Linked DNA regions of Homo sapiens: all the other regions are linked to region 3. Evidence: chromatin loops called from intact Hi-C (ENCODE). Cell type or tissue: PC-9. All regions are shown on one strand.

Region 1 (8,000 bases), 230 kb before region 3:
AAAACAGGGGAACCCTAGAGAAATTGGCCATAATTACTAATTTGTAGCAGATCCATGAATAAAACCTGGATTTCATTATTCCTAAGTCCAATTCTCTTTCCACATTTCTCCTTGTAGTCCTTGGGTGGTGGAATGCAATATACTTGATGTGATTGAGAATGAAATGTACTTTGCTAAGAAATACTTGAGGCTGGCCTGGTGCAGTGACTCACGCCTGTAATCCTAGCACTTTGTAAGGCCAACGTTGGGGGATCACTGGACCAGGCATTCGAGATCAGCCTGGGCAACAAAGAGAGACCTCATCTCTACAAAAAACTAAAAAATAAAATACTTAGCCAGGCATGACAGCACATGCCTATACTCCTAGTTACTTGGGAGGCTGAAGTGGGAGGATTGCTTGAATGCAGGAGTTCAAGGCTGCTACTTGAGGAAGTGCAAAATAGATTCACATTTTGGCATTTTGTCTTTTTTTGAAGGGGTCAAAAATAATTATTTTAGAAAATGGAAAAATGAATATAATCTGAGAAGAAAAAACACAGCTGTTTATCTTAGCACTTTTGAAAAGCAAGTAGAGAAAGATAGCACTCTACAAACCTAGATTTAAATCCAAAGGTGGCTGTTATCTTATTGTTGTTCTCATAGGATTTTATTATCTGTATTGAGATGTTCCTCGCTGCCATTGCTCATCATTACACATTCTCATATAAACCATATGTCCAAGAAGCAGAAGAGGGCTCATGCTTTGATTCCTTTCTTGCCATGTGGGATGTCTCAGATATTAGAGATGATATTTCTGAACAAGTAAGGCATGTTGGTAAGTACCAGCTATTTAATTCAACCAAATAGGTTGGGTAGGATATTGAATTTCTCCTACTAGGGCAATTTATTATCTATTTAGAGATGAAAAAAGACTTTAAAGCAGTACCACAGTGCAGGCTCATCAACTTTGGGGAGTGGGAGAGGGGGAAGTGGGGAGCTTATTTTTAGAATGGTAAGTTTATAATGGTAAAAATAACTTTTGACTAACAGAAAACTTTATATTAAAGGACGGACAGTCAGGGGACATCCCAGGAAAAAATTGTTTCCCGAGGATCAAGATCAAAATGAACATACAAGTTTATTATCATCATCATCACAAGATGCAATTTCCATTGCTTCTTCTATGCCACCTTCACCCATGGGTCACTACCAAGGGTTTGGACACACTGTGACTCCCCAGACTACACCTACCACAGCTAAGATATCTGATGAAATCCTTAGTGATACTATAGGAGAGAAAAAAGAACCTTCAGATAAATCCGTGGATTCCTGAACAGTATGGAAAAGCAAACTGTGCAACTACTACATTATATCATTACCTGGTATCCCATGGATTTTGTGCTTGGGACAGACCATAAATGATGGAAAATGTCAACACAAAAATAGCTGAAAGCCAGGTACAACTACTGCATTTATATATGTAAGTTTTGTATATCAAAAATAATTGGTCTAAATTTCCTAGACTTAGACTTGATTTCTTAACATTAGGGTATCGCATACTCAAATGGTAGACAATGACCCCAACTAAATCTTCCTGATGTTACACTGCTTTATCAAGAGGATGGACTTTTTTTTTTTTGAGACAGACAGAGTCTTGCTCTGTCACCCAGGCTGGAGTGCAGTGGCGCAATCTCGGGTCACTGCAAGCTCTGCCTCCCAAGTTCATGCCATTCTCCTGCCTCAGCCTCCCAAGTAGCTGGGACTACAGGCACCTGCCACCATGCCCAGCTAATTTTTTTTTTTTCAGTAGAGACAGGGTCTCACCATGTTAGCCAGGATGGTCTTGATCTGACCTCGTGATCCGCCGACCTCGGCCTCCCAAAGTGCTGGAATTACAGGCGTGAGCCACTGCGCCTGGCCAAGAATGGACATTTTTTAAAAAAACATCAGTACTTCCTACCACTGCTGCATGAGTATAATGCTCCGGAATTATCAGAAAGCATAATGCAGAAATACGAATTAGTGGAACTTAATCATGTGCCATATAAGCTTACCTAACAAACAGTTATATCCCTATTCCTCAACTGAATGTCTTTCAATAAATAAGAATTTATCATTTATTTTCTGCAACTTTTTTATGTCTCATTCTTTAAACATTAAAAACCCTTAATATTTTAACAAAAATTTCTTGATTAGAGGCACAGTGAAAAAGAAGTCAAAAAAAAAAGTTCTACTTTTCATCAGTGCTATTAAAGGTGGCAGCAAATGTAAATCTTGGCTGAATGGTCTTAATTACTCATTAAACCACAGTCAGAAAGACATATAGGTGCTATTTGGGAAAACTTTTTATTACCTAGGATGGGGTTTCTCTAATTGCTAATCACAACCCCACTGGGTCATGTTTGACATTTTATAATGAAAATAAAACAGAAAGTGCCATAGTATGTTACAGAAAGCAAAGATGAGTATTGTTTCTCAAAGCCTTTGCTTTATGTATTTATACACATACTCATTCATATCTATCTATATATATAGAGAGAGATAGTGGTTCACAGTAATCATACAAAGTCTTTATTCCATCCACTATTATAAACATTTCTATTAAAACTAAAACTGGGCTCTATGTAAAAACCCCAAAGATACACACACAAAAAAAATCTGTTTGTTAGAACTCAAGTGAATTCAGTAAAGTTGCAGAATACAAAATCAACATACAAAAAGCATTAGCATTTTTATACATAAATAATGAAAATAATGACCTAACTGAAAAATTAAGATGCCATTTATGATAGCATAAAAAAAATACTTACTTAGGAATAAATTTAACACCAAGGCAGTAAAAGATCTGTATGTACACTGAAAACTATGAAACACTGATGAAAGAAAGACACAAATAAATGGAAAGGTATCCCGTGCTCATGGATCAGAATAATACTGTTAAAATGGTCACACTACCCAAAGCAATTCAGAATCAATGCAATCCTATCAAAATTCCAATGGCATTATTTACACAAACAGAAAAAAATCCTAAAATTCATATGTAACGATAAAAGACCCTGAATAGGCAAAAGAATACTGAGGAAAAAATGTTGGAGACATCACATTTCCTAATTATAAATTATACTACAAAACTATAGTAATCAAGACAGTATGGTACTGGTATAAAAACACATACACAGGCCAGTGGGACAGAAGAAAGAGTCCAGATATAAATCCAAACATACACAGTCAACTAATTTTTGACAAAGACACCAAGAAGACACATCGGGGAAAGAACAGTCTTCATTAAGTGTTCTTAATGAAGATGCTGGGAAAACTGCACTTCCACATGCAAAACAATGAAATCAGACCCTTATCTTAGACCTACACAACAATCAATTCAAAATGGATAAAAGACCTAAATGTAAGACCAGAAACTATAGAAGAGAACATAGGAGAAAAGTTCCTGGACACTGACCCTTGGCAATGATTTTTTGGATATCACACCAAAAGCTCAGTCAACAAAAACAAAAACAAATGTGACTACATCAAACCAAAAAGCTTCTGACAGTAAAAGAAACAGTCAACAAAATGAAACAGTAGCCTACAGATTGAGTAAAAAATATTTGTAAGGCATATATATGGAAAAGGGTTAGTATCCAAAATTTATAAAGAATTCATACAACTCAATTTTAAAAATGGGCAAGACCTGAAAAGACATTTCTCCGAAGACGACACACAGATGGCCAACAGGTATATAAAAGGGTGCTCAACATAATTAATCATCAAGGAAATGCATATAAAAACCACTCGAAGTACTACCTCTCACCAGTTAGGCTAGCTGTTATCAAAAAAAACAAAAGACAACAAATGTTGTGATGGTGTGGAATAAAAGGAACTCTGTGCACTGTTGGTGGGAATGTAGATTGGTACAGCCATTATGGAAAACAGAATGGAAGTTTCTAAAGAAAAATAAAACTACCATACGATCCAGCAATCCCTCTTCTGGGCATATACTCAAAGTAAATGAAATCACCACCTTGTAAATATATCTGCAGTCCGTGTTCATTGCAGCATTATTCATAGTAGCCAACATGGAGACAACTGAAGTGTCCGTTGACAGATGAATAAAGAAACTGTGTATATATATGCCTACACACAATGGAATATTATTCATCCCTAAAAAAAAAAAACCAACGATATCTTGCCATTTGCTACAACATGGATGGGCCTGAAGGACACTGTGCTAAATGAAATAAGCCAGACAGAAAAAAAGATACTGCATAATTTCACATATATGTGGAATCTAAAAAAAAAATTTAAATATATAAAGAGCAAAACTGGTTATAGGGGGATAGGGAGAAATGGGGAATGTAGGTCAAAGGATTCAAGGTAGCAGATATGTAGGATGAATAAGTCTAGAGATCTATTGTACAACATGAGGATTTTAGGTAACAAATTTGTACTGTATTTGGGATTCATGGTAAATGAGTAGATGTCAGCTGCTGTTGTCAAAAAACAAAAAATATGTGGGTAACTGAGATGATGGATATGTTAATTTGCTTCACATTGTATACCTTAAATGTATGCAATAAAATTTATTTTAAAAATAAAGCTGGGTAGTATAATAATAGAGGTAACAAGAACGGGTAGTCTGGAGCAAAGATCCGTCTTATTTGTGACTTACAAAGAGCACGCAGTGTATAGGAGGCATAATAATGATCTTCCTTTATTTCAAAAGTTTGTAAAAATTGGATCAATTAATGTACTTATTGTACATCCAAATCAAAACTTTGAAAAATAGTATAGGATTAAGTCTTCCTTCAATTTAACTTTGTTTTGTTACCAGCTTTTAAATGTTCTTTTGCCAAAGTAGACCAAGAAAAATGCTGCCTCCTGAAGATGTATTCCCTAACTCCTTTACTGTTTTAATTACATTTAGCTTATAGCTTAAATTCTTTTTCAAGCTTGCATTCTCAAAACAAAACCTGAGATGTTTCAGATGTACACTGAGTATTTAAAGGAAGCAAGATTGGAATTTACAGGTAACCATAACCCTCAGTCTTCAGTGGAAGCCTTTCAGTGTTTCCCAATTACAAGTTTGGATTTAAGAAAAAAGGCCAAGATGCCTACAAAAGTAAAGTTTTGCTTTACTTACACATGTCAATAACGATAAGACTTTTAAAATCCCTATTCTGTAAAATCGAGCAAAAGAAGTTTCCTAATTTAAAAAACTAGTGATGTATCCTTTTCCAGAAAGCAAATCTGCAGCAGTATTTCTATAATAATGCTACCCTTTTATTTAGAATCTTTTAAAATATGCTTTATTAATGTCAATTTTAAAAAATATTTGACCATTACAAGGAATTTTTATATACCCCCACTAATTAAGACAAGAATTTTGTACTTGTTGATGCTCTATTTACACAGTTTTCATTGGAAAACTGCTCTTCATTGCTTTACTGTGATGCTGACATTGCTTTTGTGATGCTGAATGCTGAGTACAAGTTCCTCTCCCATTTCAACCTGGATGGGATTATCTAAAACAACTGCAGCTTGTTTCCAGTGGGAGGCTTCACTTGAAGTATCCAACCTAATCTCTTCATCAAGGTACATATGATACCAAAATGGAATAGCAGTCAGTCTTCCAGATTTACAAACGTATACCTATGAAAATAAAGAAATTAGGAAAATATCAGAGTGCATAGAGTAGACTTAGATAAGTCTCTTTTTAGTTACTTTTAAATACAAAAATTTAAAATACATTTCACTAGATTTAAATCTTTAAAGTAGCTAAAAGTATGTATAAAAGTATTACCTAATTTAAGATAATTATTCTAAACAATAACAAACGAAATCATTTTGCATGTTGTCCTTACCTTTACTTCTCTGTTAGAGGTGTTCAAATACGGAGTCATTAAATCTAGTCTTAAGAGTTCCACTGGCTTGCTTAAAGGTATACAGGGCAATGAGGATAGGTCCAAAAATACACGTATAGGTACCTAGAGAAAGTATAAATTTTTCACTTTCACTTTTTCTTTTTGTGGTCAGGGCTCAAGTTTTTCACTTTTACACATTCCTTTTGTGGTCAGGGATTGCTTTGTACTTGACTCAATAGTACTTGACAGAATGCTTTTTACATTACCTCCTTTATATTCCCACATCAAGCTAAGGCTGGCTTTCATTAGAACTTTCATTGTTCCAGTACAAAAAGAATGAACAAACCAAGGTTTAGGCAGGTTAGATAATTTGCTCTGGTTTCCATTACCTGTAGATCTTTCATTTGGATGAGAGCAGATTAAATTTTTTCTTAAGCCAAACAGCTCTAAAATTTTTAACCCAAGGATTTGCTTATGAAATAATGGTACAACACTAATTGAATTGTCTCAGAAATGATGCCAGATTCAATCAAACAATAGTTGATTTCATTTGGAAAATAAGTTTATTTCCAGAAGGCAGTGGCTCTCAATCTTGGCTGCAAATTAAAATCACCTGGGGAGGTTTTTAAAAGCCCAGCTGTTCAGGCCACACCCCAAACCATCTGGCATTAGGATCCCCAGATGTTTCCAATGTACAAAGTTGTGAATCACTATTAAGTGTTCTATCAAGTTTAGTAGCAACTGAATGCTACTATTAATACTAATGATTTTTAGCCTCATCCTCATTTGAAACAAAGGAAACTGTCATTTAAAAACCACTTTTCCTTGTATAAGGCGAAACAGGACACAGATACATTCACCTCTCCCTGGGCATCCTTGAAAGCATCCAGCCTTTATTCCCCATAAAAACTCAACAGTAACCCCACACCATTTCTAAGACTCCTTGTTATGCCTTTTGTTCCTATTTTTACATCAAACCAGAAGAAGCCTTAGATTCTCATGTCACCTCTTATCACCTGCCTCCTAATCCCCACACTGCTGAACCCATACCTCATAGTCGGCCCCCACTTTTATTTCTCACACTAACTGGTCCACTCCTGTCTTTTTTTTTTTTTTTTTTTTTTTTTTTTTAATATAGGGTCTCACTCTGTTCCCCAGGCTGGAGTGCAGTAGTACAATCACAGCTCACTGCAACCTCCGCTTCCTGGGCTCAAGTGATCCTCCCACCTCAGCCTCCCAAGTAGCTAGGACTACAGGTGCCCACCACCACACTTGGCTAATATTTGTATTTTTTGTAGAGATGGGTTTTTGCCATGTTGTCCAGGTTGGTCTCGAACTCCTGGACTCAAACAATCTGCCCTCCTTGGCCTCCCAAAGGGCTAGGATTATAGGCATGAGCCACCATGCCCGGCCCTCCTGTCATCTTTGCCAGTTCCTTCTATATAACCAACCAAACCAAGCTCATAACTTTATGAGTTCTCTAGAGTTCAGTTCCCAGCCCTCTCTATCTACATGCCCCCAAGCTATTTCATCCAGTCTTATGGCCTTAAATACCAGCTACATGCTGCTAACTGCCAAATTTAAATCTTCAGCCCAGAGCTTTCTCTGAATTCTTACCCAATTGCTCAGTGACCACAGCTACACACAAAGCCTGATCCTATTTTCCCCATTATCAGTATGGAAACTATTCTTCCAGCTGCTTTCACCTAAAAAAAAAAGGAGTCCTCTTTCATAGCCCACATCCAACTTATCAAAAATTCTACCTTTATTTATTTTTAGAGACAGGGTCAGTCTTGCTGTTGCCCAGACTGCAGTGCAGTGGCACAACCTTGGCTCACAGCAGCCTCAGCCTCTTGAGCTCAAGCCGTCCTCCCACCGCAGCCTCCCGAGTAGCTGGGACTAGAGGGGCACACCACCATGCCTAGCTAATTTTTGTAGAGAGACAGTCTCACTTTGTTGCCCAGGCTGGTCTTGAACTCCTGGGCCCAAGCAATCCTCCCACTTTGGCCTCCCAAAGTGCTGGGAATTCAGGCATGAGCCACCACACCAGCCCTACCTTTAAAATATATTGAGGATCTCACCATTTTTGCACCACTTTCACTGCTACCACTCCAGTCAAAGCCACTGACACCTCTCACCTGGATTACTACAATAATTTCATGC
Region 2 (8,000 bases), 770 kb before region 3:
AATGACAGAAAAGAGAAGATTGAACTCCTTGAGAAATAAGTCCAAACTTTAGAGGCAAAATGACAAACATAAAACATAAAGAAGTCAGTATATCTGTCCTGGCAAAGAAAAGAAAAGTTCTCCATTTTTCTAGTAAGAAAAAAAAGTAATAATCTTAAATTTAGGAAGGGAAATTGAGGTTAGATTCCTAAACAATGGAATCATCTGGGTGGTGAGGGGCAGAATTTGTCCAGTCTATCAGGAAGTAAAGATTAGAGTAGACAATATCATCTTAGAGAGTGCAGGACACAAACATTGTAAATGTAGTCCAACCTGGAAGAAGCGTGGAATGCAGTTAATGATTTCTGGAGGACAGTTCCTTCCAGTCCTAAGAATCGGCAATTTGCCTACCATTTAGTAAATAGCCTTTACTTAGTGGAGGGTAGCCTAATGCTTTAAAAAAATAAAACATCTATCACAGCCCCTGCTCATTAGTACTATACAGACCTCAAGAATCTTTGGTGCTGTATTAATGCCAAGTACTCTCTCACTTAAGTGGTACAGCCTATATTCCATTAGAGACGGGTAAGAAGAGGCACCAGTTCTTTTTAGCAATCAGTTTTTTTTTTAAATTGCCCATCTTCATCTTAAACTTTTCGATAGCTTGTCAAAATAAGGGACAGTGGAAGCACACAACATAACAAAATATAAACACCAAACCTAGTCCTTGCGAGAAAACTCCCCAGCATTCCCTACCCTGTTCAATCACGCTGCTCATTAAACAAGTCATTTTAATACTCACTGTCAGCCCAATCTTCTAGGTGCCAGGATTTTCTTTTGAAGAGAGAAGGTACTCTGTGGGCCAGCCTTGCAGAAGGGTAAACATTTGGAAACCAGGACAGGGTTTTCTAGTATTTAAGATCTGGCATCTTCTAAATTTAGGGGTACTCCCTTTCCTGCTTTTTGGGCTTAAAATATTTTTAAATTTTACTTTATTTTAATTTTTTAGTTTGCACAGACACAATGTGCTGTGAAACACACCTCAAGTGTCTTTTAAAAATTAAAACAGGGTTGATTTGTAGTGTCAATGATTCCTGCTAATCAAAATCACTGACAATTTTTCAGGAGGGAAGAAGTATGGTTTAGCCCTCTCACTAGAGAGCATTGCTTCATTTTTCTGTTTTGATCTAAATCTGAATGTTTTCCTGCAGATAATTCTCTTGCATTTTTTAAAGGGGAGAAACAGGCAATAAAATTCTAAGAAAATAAATGTTTATTTGGACACACAAATTTCTATCCCTGACCCCAGGTGCATGAGCGGAGCTTCAGGTCCCTCTGCTGGTCCAGCTCAGTGGGAGCTGTCAAGGGCAGGTTCAGAGACTTCTACCTCTAAATGAAAACTTGTAAATAGAATGTTGTGTTTACTCTTCTCCTATGGCCAAGGACCATCACTGGAATGCAGGGAGTGGTAAGTGTGGACTCCAACTATGACAGGAAAATCAAGCAGCCGCCCAGACAGAATTTCTCTAAGTTGTGTATCTGACTCAGAAGTCAATGTACATTTCAATACATGCTCCATTTTCTAACCATGCTTTTTTGAAATTGTCTTTTAAAAATTAGAAGTGGTTTTTGTGAACTAGAAAATTTATAAGAAGCTCCTTGTCTTTAAAGTCAAGGATTTATTTAAAAAACTAGAGAAACAAGAAGAAAGAAGGCAAGAGAATGTGACAAAGCAGTAATTTTCCCAGACTCTTAACTTCTAGCAACAAAAATCTGTGTAAGTATAGTTTGGAGATCAGTAGACTTGACTCTTTTAAACCGGAGAGTCATGCTATGGTATTCTGGTACTCTTTTTCTATGAGAATAAAACTGGCTTTTAATGTTTAAACATTATGTGTAGCTTAACTGTAAACCCATTCAAGAAAGCACCATTCTCTTTAATTATCATTATGAGGGCCTTTATACACATTCATGAATTAACACCAGAAAAGGATAGTGCTATTTTGTAATACTAGTCTTCGTTATATTTTCATATCATTTTTAAATACAAAAATATAATATTAGAGAAAGAAAAAAAACTAATGAGGTCACTTAATTCAAATGAGCCAAGGCAAATAATATTTGAACAGTGATTAATTGGTCTAAAGCTATCACCTTAAACCAAAGAGTTAATAATGATCCAGAACAAATAATGACAGAAATATATATTTATTTAGATATATATATCTGTATATGTGTGTACATACGTGTATATGTGTGTATATACGTGTATATACACACATATACACGTATATATGTATATATACGTGTATATACACACATATACACGTATATACACACATATACACGTATATATATACGTGTATATATACACACATATACACGTATATATATACGTGTATATATACACACATATACACGTATATATATACGTGTATATATACACACATATACACGTATATATATACGTGTATATATACACACATATACACATATACACGTATATATACGTGTATATACACACATATACACGTATATATACGTGTATATACACACATATACACATATGTATATATACGTGTATATACACACATATACACATATGTATATATACGTGTATATACACACATACACATGTGTGTACATACACACAAGTGTATGTACACACATACACACGTGTACATACACACAAGTGTATGTACACACATACACACGTGTGTACATACACACAAGTGCATGCACACACATACACACGTGTGTACATACACACAAGTGCATGCACACACATACACACGTGTGTGTACATACACACAAGTGCATGCACACACATATACACATATATACATACATATACACATGTGTATATACACATGTGTATATACATACATATACACATGTGTATATACACATATGTGTATATAGATACATATACACATATGTGTATATACACATAAGTGCATATACATACATATACACTTATGTGTATATACACATAAGTGTATATATGCGTGTATATACGTATATAAACACATATGTGTATATATGTGTGTGTGTGTATATATATATAGACAGAGAGAGAAAGGGAGAGAGACAGACACAGAGAAAGAGAAAGTGACAGGGAGAAAAAGAGAAGAGGGAAAATGGGAAATGACAAAGAAAAATACTACTTCACATAGCTGATGGGACCCTCAAAATTATCCGAAATGATAATGACATTTTATGTTATACATCCTAGTATTTAACAGAATAACAATAGAGACACATCCTTCTGCAATGTCTGAAATTATTCCTGCAGAAATCCACCCCTCCCCAGTGCAAGGATCCCCATTCTGAGAAACACACAGGAATGGCAACCCATGTGCGAGCCATCTTTCTCATCACATCAATCCCAACTCACACGTGGGTCTGATCACCTTTCTTTCAGACACACAGGGTGAATGAATATTAATTACAATTGTTAAAGCCCTACTATCTTTACAATGAATTCAACTTTCTAGTAATTGAGATATTTGAGTATTTTTAATGAAGACCATTTTGCTAAAATAAAAAAAAAAGTGTGGCAATTTTAAATTAAGTTGACTTAAAATTCATATTATTTGAAGGATTCTGTTGCTAAAGGAATTAAGGACACGAAGACCACTTCCAAACTTGTTGATAATCAGAAGCAGATGGAGGTGCTATTAAAAACTCAGATACCCATGCCCACATCAGAGCTACTAAATCAGAATCTCTGAGGACGGGTTCCTGGAATTTTATTTATTTATTTAGCTTCCAGATTTGGAAATCACTGCTCCAGGATGTTGCAAAATCAAGAGAGATGTTAAATGATTTGAATGAAAACATATTTCAACATCTGGGCAGTTCTCTGTAGCCACAAAGACTAGAAGAGCCGAGGCCACACCATCTCCAAATGCACCAGGTACAAATGTCTGTTATCCAAAAATGCACAGAAATAGAATACTGTGTAGTACACTTTTTAGGTAAATGAATTGAAAAATCATAATTTAATATGCTGTACCTTGTTCCCATTGTACAGAGTGATGTATTTAAATTACTAGCTTTTGCATTTTTACTTTTTAAAATTGGTTGTTGGAAAATTAAATCTGTCTTGCTTATTGGGAGTCAAAGCTGCAACATAAAAGAACAATGTTGCCATCTAGTGGTCAATTGAAGACATTAATGAATCAGACCATTGCGAGAAGTTTCAAGTTGAAGGAAAAGACAGCTCAGGAAATAATGTAAATATATTTCATAAACCTAAGACCTGAAACTACAAATATTCTAGAAGGTAACATTGGAAAAACCCTTCTAGACATTGGCTTAGGCAAGGATTTCATGACCAAGAACCCAAAAGCAAATGCTATAAAAACAAAGATAAATAGCTCTAATTAAAGAGCTTTTGCACAGCAAAAGGAACAGTCAGCAGAGTAAACAGACGACCCACAGAGTGGGAGAAAATCTTCACAATCTATACATCTGACAAAGGACTAACATCCAGAATCTACAACGAACTCAAACAAATCACTAAGAAAAAAACAAACAATCTCATCAAAAAGTGAGCTAAGGACATGAATAGACAATTCTCAAAAGAAGATATACAAATGGCCAACAAACATGTGGGAAAATGCCAACATCACTAATGATCAGGGAAATGCAAATCAAAACCACAGTGTGATACCACCTCACTCTTGCAAGAATGGCCATAATCAAAGAATCAAGAAACAGTAGATGTCAGTGTGGATGCAGACATCAGGGAACACTTCTACACTGCTGGTGGGAATGTAAACTAGTACAGCCACTGTGGAAAACAGTGTGCAGATTCCTTAAAGAACGAAAAGTAGAACTGCCATTTGATCCAACAATCCCACTACTGGGTATCCACCCAGAGAAAAAGAAGTCATTATTTAAAAGGTACTTGCACACGCATGTTTATAGCAGCACAATTCACAACTGGAAAATTGTGGAAACAACCCAAATGTCCATCAATCAATGAGTGGATAAAGAAACTGTGATATATATATATATATATGATGGAATACTAAGCAGCCATAAAAAGGAATGAATTAACCGCATTTTCAGTGACCTGGATGAGATTGGAGACTATTATTCTAAGTGAAGTAACTCAGGAATGGAAAACCAAACATCTACGTTCTCACTGACATGTGGGAGCTAAGCTATGAAGCTGCAAAGGCATAAGAATGATACAGTGGACTTTGGGGACTTGGGGGGAAGAGTGGGAGGGGGGCGAGAGATAAAAGACTACAAATATGGTGCAGTGTATACTGCTCAGGTGATGGGTGCACCAAAATCTCACAAATCACCACTAAAGAACTTACTCATGTAACCAAATACCACCTGTACCCCAATAACTTATGGAAAAATAAAAAAATTCAATAAATAAATAATAAAATAATTGCTTATACCATTTCCTTGATGATGCTAGGAAATTTTACCAGTTTAACTCCATTTACCACCAACTCATCTTTTGTATTATTGTCATGCATTTTGAACTTCATAGATATTTTTATTCTCAAAATAAATTGTTTTTGCACAGTCATTAAAAAAATTTAGTAAAAAAAATTCTATTATTGAGGGGATTTCTCCCAACTACAGATGCTACTACCACCAGACCCCCTTAATCTTCATGCTAGTTTCTAGCTCTAAAATCAAAGTATTGGTCAGTTGACAACAAGGTTGTGTTTCATTTGACTCTAACAATAGTATGACAAATCCTCTCATGTTTGTGTATTTGTGAAGGTTCTAAGGTAGATGTTAATACCGGGAGTTTCTCAAATCATCAGTGATACCACCCTTTGAAGCTATGGCTGGGCTACTAGTTTCTTCCAATTACTCAAGCTGCCAAGGAAGCTGTGAGCCTTTGAAAGGGAGATTTCAGCCCCTTCCCCACTTCTGACATCTTAGGGGGTCACATTGCTGCTCCAAGTATTCTCTCTAGAAGCCATCCTAGACTGAGCCTGCCTATGTTCCAAGGACTCAGCTGTGTGAGGGAGTTGGCCTCCCAAATCATCTGGATGAGGAAGACTTTCATGTCTGCACATGCACACTTGACCATAGATATTAGTGCACATATGATCAGCAAGTAAGGAAAGGAATAAATCAAAGAGGTATATTATAAGTAATTTTAGTCATTTTAATTTTAAATAATTGGTTTCATCTAAGTGATCTCAATTAGGTCATGATATGTCTTAAGTTGAATGTTACTCTAGCTTAATTTTTTTGTTTCTGAGAGTTCCAAGACTGGTCTGAGGACAGCCATCTTTAATAGATGGTGTGTCTTTGAAAGGTGGAGTGTATAACATTATATTTCAAAAAGCAGCAAAGTAACTCTTACACATTGAAACAGGGTCCCCTAGTAGAGCAGAGGTCCCTAAAGAGCTTCTTAGATGGAAATCCCAGTCACTACTACTAGTAATCTATTCCTTCTACTTCTCACTTAATGGGACCTATTTCTGTGTTTACCTGAACAAAAGGTATTCTTATGCAAGATTTGTTTCTTGATTAATTTAGGCAATCTGTATTTCCTATCTAATCCCTTGGAAATGAAAAGGCGCATGATCGGTGTGAGAGAATGGGTTTATAGAAAGCCTCCACTAGCCCTCTTGAAGAATTTACGGGTAGCCTGAGGCCAAGGAGATACAGTAGGGCTTTCCTGTTCCAGTCTGTGCACATGCAGGAAGATCTGCCAGGAGAGAATATCTAAGGATAACCCAGAGAAAGGGTGATAGAGAATACAAGGCTTATAGCAGCCTTTCAGCTTATATTGCAAACTCCTTGCTGGTAAGGCCTTAGATATTGGGTTTATTGTGTGATTACATGGCCAAGGGAATGTGGTGGGGGATGGTTTCTATGTACCAGAAACTGCTTAGAAAAATTAGCTCATTTAATCCTTGGAACAACCCTTGGAGGTAGGTAGGATCATTATCCCCATTTTATAAATGAGGATATAAGCTGCATTTCTTTCTTTTATCAGTTTATTGTGCTTCCTTTTTGTCACTCTCTAATTTATGACAGTGGAGCAGAAGGAAAAACACAGGTTTCTTTGAACTTCTGGTAGCTTGGTCATCAAATGTATAAATATATACATGTATATGCTTATTCTGCAAATACTTTTTGAGCACCTACTATATGCAAGGCATTTGCTTGATACTGTTGAAAATGGGAAGATAAATGCCAAACTGCAGCAATCAAATGCTCACAGCCAGTACAGGAGATTAAAAAATAAAGACTTAAACTTCACTGTGATAGTGCAATAACGCAATTGATTATTTCAAAAAGAGAGGAATGGAACCAGTGAATCCTGCAAATCTCTGTGAACCAGAACTCATCCACAGCTTGACCCCAGTAGATAAATAGCTTCTTTTTTTTTTTTTTTTTGAGATGGAGTCTCGCTCTTGTCACCCAGGCTGGAGTGCAGTGGTGTGATCTCGGCTCACTGCAACCTCCGCCTCCTGGGTTCAAGTGATTCTTCTGCCTCAGCCTCCTGAGTAGCTGGGATTACAGGTACCCGCCACTATGCCGAGCTAATTTTTGTATTTTTAGTAGAGACAGGGTTTCATCATGTTGGCCAGGCTAGTCTCAAACTTCTGACCTCAGGTGATCCACCCACCTCAGCCTCCCAAAGTGCTAGGATTACAGGTGTGAGCCACCACACCCAGCCACAGATTAACAGCATTTTTGGAACATATCATTCACTGACTCCCAACATATCATTCCCTGACTAGATCTTAGCTTACAATTCACCAAGCAACCACAGGAGAATGGTAGAACCGGCCCAGAGGATGCAACCCGGGGCATGGAATTGTGAGGAAGATGCACCCAAGAAGAGCAGCAGCAACCTGCTCATTAGCACTACCGCGGAGCCACGGCTTTGACACCTGTCCAGTAACAGGAATGGGTTCTATCATATTCACAAAACAGTCAAAGGTTCTCCTGACTTCATTCTGATATACAGTATCTTATAAGAATGGTCTAGAATGCCGCCTAGTTTTTCACACATTCAT
Region 3 (8,000 bases):
GGCTCCTGCCCTGATAACTCTGTAGAAGTTGGGGCTCCTGCCTGTTTCTGGCCCCCGCGGGCACCATGGAGTGCGCAGCCCTGGCTGCACTTTGCCCTCTGCAGCTGGTGTCCTCACAGCGGCTGCTCCAGACTGGCCGCTGCTGCCATCATTGCCAGTAATCCCAGGGATTCTGGTGATTTAATCACAGAGCATGTGGCACAACAGTTCTGGATTTTCAGAACATTAAGGGGGTGGTGATAGAGGTTGACTGGTAATGCAAGGGTAATTACAGTAGCAAGAACAACCAGGAGAGAGAATTTACTAAAAGATAAAATCAAATTGATAAATCTGATGCTGGTATAAATTTCTTCAAGAGCCTTTGCAGTAATAACAAATGAGGAAATCACCCTTCTTATGTCTTTATTAAATAGTCAACAAAATTACAGTGTTTTTGCTGGGAGATGTGCCAACTAACTGCTGATGGCTGAACTATCAAACTCTGGTTATTGGAGGCACAAAAATATGATTCAGATGAGTGTTAGGTAGAAATTCTCATTTTAGCTTAGTAATATATATTAAAGTATTTGCTGAAATGGTTTTTATTACATTTTGAAATGTGTTTCAAATGTGTTAAATGCTTTTCAAAAACAACACATTTTTGGTTATAAAACGTGAATAAAATTTCAATAAAATGTATGATTTTATTTTAAAGTCTATGGCCCAGTGGTATTAAGTACATTCACATTGTTTTGCAACTGTCACCACCATGCATCTCCAGGGCTTTTTAAAAAATCTTCCCAGACTGCAGCTCTGTACCTATTAACAATAACTCTCCATTCTCCCCTGCTCCAGCTCCTGGCAGCCGTCGTTCTGCTTTCAGTTTCTATGAATTTAACTACTCTAGGTGTCTCATGTGAGTGGGATCATATAGTATCTGTCCCTTTGTGACTAGTTTATTTCACTTAGCCTGATGTCCTCAAGGTTTATCCATGTTGTAGTATGTATCAGAATTTCCTTCCTGTCTAAGGCTGAATAATATTCTGTTATACATATGGATTGGCTACATTTTATTTACTCATCCATCCATCCATGGGCATTGGGGTCACTTTGCCCCCTGCTGCTATGAACAGGGGTGTACACATATCTGTTCGAGTCTCTGCTTTCAGTTCTTTTGGGTATATGCCCAGCTGTAGAATTGCTGGGTCATGTGGTAATACTATTTTTCATTTGAGGGAAAAATTTATTTTAATTTTTTGCTGGGAGTTGTGCCTGTTAACTGCTGGTGGCTGAACTATTGAATTCTGGTTAATGAAGCCACAAAAATATGATTTTGAGGAGTGTTAGGTAGAAATGTTCATGTTAGCTTAGTAACACGTTATGTTTCAATATTATTTTACTTAAAGCACTATTTTTCACAGTGCTTGTACCATCTTGCATTCCCACTAATGATGCACAAGGGTTTCAGTTTCTTGACATCCTCACCAACACCACTACTTTTCTTTTTTGTACAGTAGCCACCCTAGTGAGTGTGAGGTGGCATCTCCTTGTGAGTTTGATTTGCATCCTAATGATGAGCGATGTTGAGTGTCTTTTCACATGCTTATTGGCCTTTTGTATATCCTCTCTGGAGAAATGCCCAGATAAATATTTTTAAGAGTAAAATTAGCTAAGTTAGGAAAAATATCACATGATACCTAGTAAGAATGGTTTCTTGGACATGAGTTCTCTCTCCACTATTCTCTGTGGAGTCCTGCTCTTCTCCCAGTTCCTTTCTAGTTAGGCAAGCTAAGCTGGAAGCTTTTTTTGGAATAGCGTCCTGACCAGCTGGTGCCCCCTTCTCTCCCAGGGGATCAGACGTTCTGAGGGCCGCAGATGGGCGTCCAGCCCTGGCCCGCCTTTGAGAGCCGGGTTCTTGAGATGCTGCCATGGCTGGCTCCTTCTCACTTGCCGCCATCACTCCCTGAGCGCTGAGGTGCTGGGCCCTTTCTCAGGCAGACTTTATTCCTAGAGGATTTGTTCATCGAAATGTTTGTTGATTGTGATTGCATGTGGTTCAGCCTTGGGGCATCAGTTGTGGTTGGGGTGAGTTTTTCAAGAAGAGAAGTCCCTTTGATCTTCAGTTCTTGGGGGTCAACTTCAACAAACAGAGTAGGAGTCACAAGCTTTTTCTGCAAAGAAACTGATAGTAAATATTTTAGACTTCTGTGGACCATAAAGTTCCTGTTGCACCTGCTCAATTCTGCTGTTGCAGCAGGAAAGTAGCTGCAGACAATACATAAATGAATTGTCGTACCTGTGTTGCAATACTTTATTTACAAAATCAGGCAGCACACCGTATTTTGGCCCATGGACCACAGTGTGATGACCTCTGATGTAGCGTTTCACTTTTCACCATCTCCAGTTTGACTAACCTCTGTGATTTTAACATAGGCAGATATCCAAGTAGAGCAGAACCGGCAACACTTCTATGAACTGTCTCTCGAGTATGTGTGTAAGCTGCAGGAAATCCAAGAAAGAAAGAAGTTTGAGTTTGTGGAACCTGTGAGTATTGCCAAGTTGTTTGCTGGTGGATTTTTGCAATGTAAGATAAGTATTTATTTTCCTAGATCTGATTTATGGTTTATAGTTACTAGAGGCCATAGTGCATAAACATGAAAGAGACATATTAAAAAGGGCAGACACAGATAGCCATGAAGTCAAGGAATTGCCTCTAAATCAGTGGTTCTCAGCTGTATTTGCACTGATAATACACGTAATATTCCCATTGCTACATGATCTCAAGGAAGGCAACCATGTGCAATTTCTGCCACCTTAGCCTATAGCTCTATCTTTTAAAAATTTCTCTGAAATAATTTATACTAGAATGAGTGAACATGGGTTGTTTATACCGGTTCAAACTTTGGTACTTTAAACAATCGTTTGTAACATGACTTCAAACACAATTCACAATGCTTATGGCAATCTAAGTTTAGAAGCAGGATATGGAACATTTGAGACAATTTTGTGAGTTACTCTAACATTTCTTTTTACTTATATTAGAAACACATGATTTTTGTTTGTGATTATATAGATGTTTTCTAGTAGCTTCAGTTGTTTATATATGAAGATGTATGCACATGAATGTATATATCATAATGTAAAGGATATTTCATGTGGATTTCAGCAAAAAAACACTGGATCTCATTCTCAGGATTCATTTTAATTTTAATATCGACTTATTGAATGGTTTCTTTTTCTTAAACAGCTTTATTAAGATAATATTCACACAGTATACAATTTACTCATTGTGAGTATGGTTTATAGAAACAAGAATAACCAAGTAATGATTAAAAATGAGCATTTGTGGAGCTATGGTTTAGTTGGAGCGATAGTCATTAACCTAAACCATTAGAGAAAAACTCAACCTCCTCAAAGCTTTCTTTTTAATGTGAAATAATAATAATGGCCTGCTTTTATTGGGCATTTATAATGCTCAGTCTCTGTTCAAGCCATTGTTCTAAGTGTTGTACCGAACTCATTATTCCACACTATAACTCAATGAGGAGATAAGGAAATAGAAGTAGAGAAAGGCTGAGTAATTTGCCTAAGGTCCCATAACAGGTCATGGCTGACGTTGGGAATGGAGCCTGCTGGGTGTCAGAGCCCCAGATTCCTAACCACCCACGGTGTGGCATTTGGAAGAAAATGAATCTCAAGATTTCCTTAACTGTCTCCCCAGATCACTTCTTTTTACTTCTAGATTTATTGACTTACATGTGGAGCAGAGGCAACAGCCCTCTAATTCAGAGACAGGTTGGGAGTTGGTAGGAAAGTAAAGGTTTAATTACGGGTTTGAGGCTGCCCCTGGCAAGTCATGGAATATCTTTGTCAACAAAACACAGGGGTTGCAGTCTGCTGGATGTGGCTGGGGAGAGCCTGGAGCTCTTTGATTCTGTGATTTTACTTTCTTAAAGATTGTGTCAACCTATAGTGATAAGATTTCAATTACAAATATTGGGATTCTCCTGACTAAAGAGGACAAATGGATGACTTAATAATTCAATTTTTCCTGCAGAACATGCCATATAAGCTGTCTAATGGCTGTGATATTTAAGGGAAAAAAGCATCATTTTCTATAAAGACCAATTAATAGATAATATGTACTTGTGTTTACTTGAATATTAGTGACTTCCCTTTAATCAGTTTATTTCAGTGGAATAACAGTGAGATGGCGGGGGGAACACTTGGTTGTTTATATGATTCTTTTTTTCTCCTGAGTTTTTTTGTGCTAATATCTCTTTTCTTCCTGTGTCTTAGATGCTGTCATTTTTTCAGGGGATGTTTACCTTCTATCATCAGGGCCATGAACTTGCCAAAGACTTCAATCACTACAAAATGGAACTACAGATCAACATTCAGAATGTAAGGAAGTGAAAGCTTTCTTTATAAAAAGATGTTTGAAAAGTATTTTTCATTTGTGTGTTGTATGAAAAGCCTTAATTAAATGAAGACAATGCTGATCTGTTTGTACTGAGAAACTGAGGGTATGCTGCCACCTGCTGGTCAACTCTTGGTGTGACCAACTGCTCTACAGTTGGTTGAGGCTTGGGAAATTCTGCCACCTGGCGGCTTTTCCTGCAGTTTCTGGGTCAATTCTAAGGATAAGCTTTGTTATGTTAACTCTAAATCAGCTATGTCTGCTACAGACAAAAGAGCACTCCACTTTAAGGCATTGAATTTATAATGCACTACTTAACTGGGCATCTTGATTTTTGTTCCCAGATAGGCTTATCATTTGAGTAGAATTTCTTCCCTACATTTTATGCATATTTACTAATGCATTGGTGTTTACAGTTGCTATTGGTCTTGAATATTTTCCTTTGGAAAATGTGTGCTTTCTGCCAGGTCTCGGATAAAGAGATTTAGGAGAATGTTATTAAGCAGTACACTATATGTCATTTTGATCAGGTGGTATATGTTTTTCCTCTCAGTGCTAGTTGATCCTGGAAGCGTCCTCACTGACAAGCTGGTCAGGGTATGTTGAGTGTAATTTGAGGTCTCATTAGGAATGTAGTGAGATAGCTTTGTGACAGACTCACAGCACATAGTGAAAGACACACAGGTAGATGGATGGGAAGCTGTGGTTGTTGCCTGCTCTTCATTTCTTTCACAATTAGAAGTTGAGAGTGGGCCGGGCACAGTGGTTCATGCCTGTAATCCCAGCACTTTGGGAGGCCTAGGCGGGCAGATCGCGAGGTCAAGAGATTGAGACCATGCTGGCCAACATGGTGAAACCCTGTCTCCACTAAAAATACAAACATTAGCTGGGTGTGGTGGAGTGCGCCTGTAATCCCAGTTACTCGGGAGGCTGAGGCAGGAGAATTGCTTGAATCCGGGAGGTGGAGGTTGCAGTGATCCGAGACCGTGCCACTGCACTCCAGCCTGGGCGACAGAGTGAGACTCTGTCTCAAAAAAAAAAAAAAAAAAAAAAAGTTGAGAGTGAATACCTTTTGTGTAGATTTTGTTTCTAACTTTTTTTTTTTTTTATGTACAGTTCCTTATACTAAGGAGTGTAGCTGATAAAACCTTATTTTTATAATTTATGTGTCAACTTGTATTTGAGGATTGTTTGGACATTCAGCTGGGCTAATGATAGAGTTCTGGAGTAGATTCTTTTTCTGCTGCTGTGGTCTCACAATTTGTGAAAACAGTTATAAAATATGTGGTATGACTATAATGTGACAAAACTTAAAAATCCAAAATGGGTATGTGTGGATTCATTCTAGTCACCCCAAAATTGTCCCTGCAGGTAGTAGAATATTGAGTCTAATGTTGTTGAGTTTTTTTTGTTTTTTTTTTTGAGACAGGGTGTCACTCTGTCGCTGAGGCTGAAGTGCAGTGGCACAACCACTGCTCACTGCAGCCTCAACCTCCTAGGCTCAAGTACTCCTCCTGCCTCAGCCTCCTGAGTAGCTGGGACTGCAGGTGCATGCCAGCACACCCAGCTAATTTTTTTTCTTTTTGGTAGAGATGGCATCTCATTGTGTTGCCCAGGCTGCTCAAACTTCAGGGTTCAAGTGATCCTCCTTCCTCAGCCTCCCAAGATCCTGGCATTACGGGGGTGAGCCACCATGCCTGGCTGATGTTGAGATTATTCAGAATATTTTTGCAGGCAGCAGAAAACAGTTATGTAAAAAGAACAGTAGATAGTTCACGTAAGTGGTCCCCAACCTTTTTGGCACCGGGGACTGGTTTTAAGGAAGACAATTCTATAGATGCAGTGGGGGTGGGAGAAGGTAGGGGATGGTTTCGTGATGAAACTTTTCCACCTCAGGTCATCAGGCATTAGATTCTCATAAGGACTGCACAATCTAGATCCACGTGCGCAGTTCACAATACGGTTCATGCTCCTATGAGAATCTGATGCCACCGCGGATCTGACAGAAGGTGGACTCAGGCTCACCTGCCGCTCACCTCCTGCCATGTGACCCGGTTCCTAACAGGCCATGGACCGGTACCTGTCGGCAGCCTGGGGGTTGGGGACCCCTGCTTGAGATTATAACTTATGTTTTCCCCTCTGCTTACTGGCTATATAATCTGTGGAAATTCACCTTGTCTGTCTGGACCTCATCTGTTAAGTGCAGGGCTGGCCAGAATGAGAACCTTCAGGCAGGACTGTATATACAACTTCTAGAATCAAGGTAAAATGAAGAAGATAGTGCCCCTTATTTAGAGATAATTAAGAGTTTCAGATCAGAGGCATTTGATCATTAAAGCAAGCAGAAGCTCTTCTGAGCGCAGGGCCCTGTGGACTGCATAGGTGAATGCCCTGAAGCCAGCTCTCTGCCTCAGACTCTGGGGTGAGCTGTGGGGAAACATCAGTCTCTTGGGATGTTGAGTGAAACTCCTTGCACGGCTCGTTTATTTGTGGAAGTGTGTTTATAACACACCTGTTGGGGGGGCGTCTGTTTACCTTATATAAACCAAAAAACTTTCAGAGGCATTAAATATTTAGATGGGAATGAGCAATATTCTGTCTGGAAATCTTATGAGCAAACCTTGAAGCTAAGCTATCATTTGAAATGTTTCACAAAATGACCTGATTGGAATCCTTAATATATTGAGAACTTACACAATTGACAACAGTGATCATTTTCTGTAGAGAAATGGGGAAATGACAGTTTATTGAAAAAAAAAAAGCCTTTTTTGTATTCTCTGTCACTTAAGGATGTGGTCATCAGTAAATCTCCCTACATTCTCAACTTTTTCTCTAAATATTCCTCTCTTGATTTTATTTGGCTGTTTCTTAATAAACACTCTTACAACTCAGAGTTTCTCTCTGCGTCACCTTCAGTATTGAGAACACCTGATCTAGGTGGCGTCTTTGTTCTTCAAAATTTTAGCTTTTAGCTAATTTTTTATCAGAAACACAAGCACTTATGAAAAGCAGGTCACTCATTCTGTATCATCTGCTATACCTCAGTGATGTTGTAATTTGCTCATTTCTTGGCCATTCATCTCATTCCTTGATGTCAGTTTTTTATTATAATAAAGAGAAAATGCTGGGTATATAAAACAACATATTGTTGAAAAAAGTCCCAGTTTGTGTGTGTGTGTGTGTGTGTGTGTGTGTGTGTGTGTGTGTGTGTGTTTCATTTATTTGTTTGTTTGAGAGGGAGTCTCGCCCTGTCACCCAGGCTGGAGTGCAGCGGCCCAATCAATCTCGGCTCACTGCAAGCTCCGCCTCCCGGGTTCATGCCATCCTCCTGCCTGTAGTCCTAGTTCATGCCATCCTTCTGCCTGTAGTCCCACCTGCCACCATGCCCGGCTAATTTTTTTGTATTTTTTGATAGAGACGGCGATTCACCGTGTTAGTCAGGATGGTCTTGATCTCCTGACCTCGTGATCTGCCTGCCTTGGCCTCCCAAAGTGTTGGGATTACAGGCGTGAGCCACCGCGCCCGGCCGCATATATGTATTTTAGGAAACATAATCAAATGTTAACTGCCTCTGCATTATAACATCATAAATATTTTGGTC

The links. Peaks named below come from ENCODE experiments on the same cell type or tissue, not always from the same donor. Only the 100,000 strongest peaks of a DNase experiment are listed, where the experiment ranks them.
Region 1: a loop joins it to region 3, with 4 times the contacts of the local background. A loop is called at or near these places in 5 of 110 quality-filtered maps.
Region 2: it touches region 3 in a loop (9-fold over the local background); 3 of 110 quality-filtered maps call a loop at or near these places.

The regions. Positions count from the first base shown.
Region 1 is chr4:147,633,123-147,641,122 of GRCh38, forward strand. TMEM184C (transmembrane protein 184C) reads left to right here. Exons shown (of 10, transcript NM_018241.3): 9 at 643-814; 10 at 1,047-3,599. The coding sequence ends at 1,312. PRMT9 (protein arginine methyltransferase 9) reads right to left here. Exons shown (of 12, transcript NM_138364.4): 11 at 5,838-5,960; 12 at 4,663-5,625. The coding sequence ends at 5,410. Among named protein-coding and RNA genes, the nearest start is that of TMEM184C, 20 kb to the left of the region's middle. In PC-9, no CTCF peak of the experiment used is centred here; no DNase peak of the experiment used is centred here.
Region 2 is chr4:147,093,074-147,101,073 of GRCh38, forward strand. It overlaps LOC105377476 (a long non-coding RNA gene), which reads left to right. Exons shown (of 3, transcript XR_939316.3): 3 at 3,748-4,226. Among named protein-coding and RNA genes, the nearest start is that of TTC29, 150 kb to the left of the region's middle. In PC-9, CTCF peaks have their summits at 4,142 (motif pointing left) and 4,355; no DNase peak of the experiment used is centred here.
Region 3 is chr4:147,862,434-147,870,433 of GRCh38, forward strand. ARHGAP10 (Rho GTPase activating protein 10) reads left to right here. Exons shown (of 23, transcript NM_024605.4): 6 at 2,413-2,523; 7 at 4,279-4,383. Among named protein-coding and RNA genes, the nearest start is that of MIR4799, 84 kb to the left of the region's middle. RefSeq lists enhancers at 4,365-5,042, 5,043-5,719 and silencers at 4,472-4,696, 4,495-4,544. In PC-9, CTCF peaks have their summits at 4,511 (motif pointing left) and 4,710; a DNase peak (open chromatin) is centred at 4,468; H3K27ac peaks cover 1,082 bases.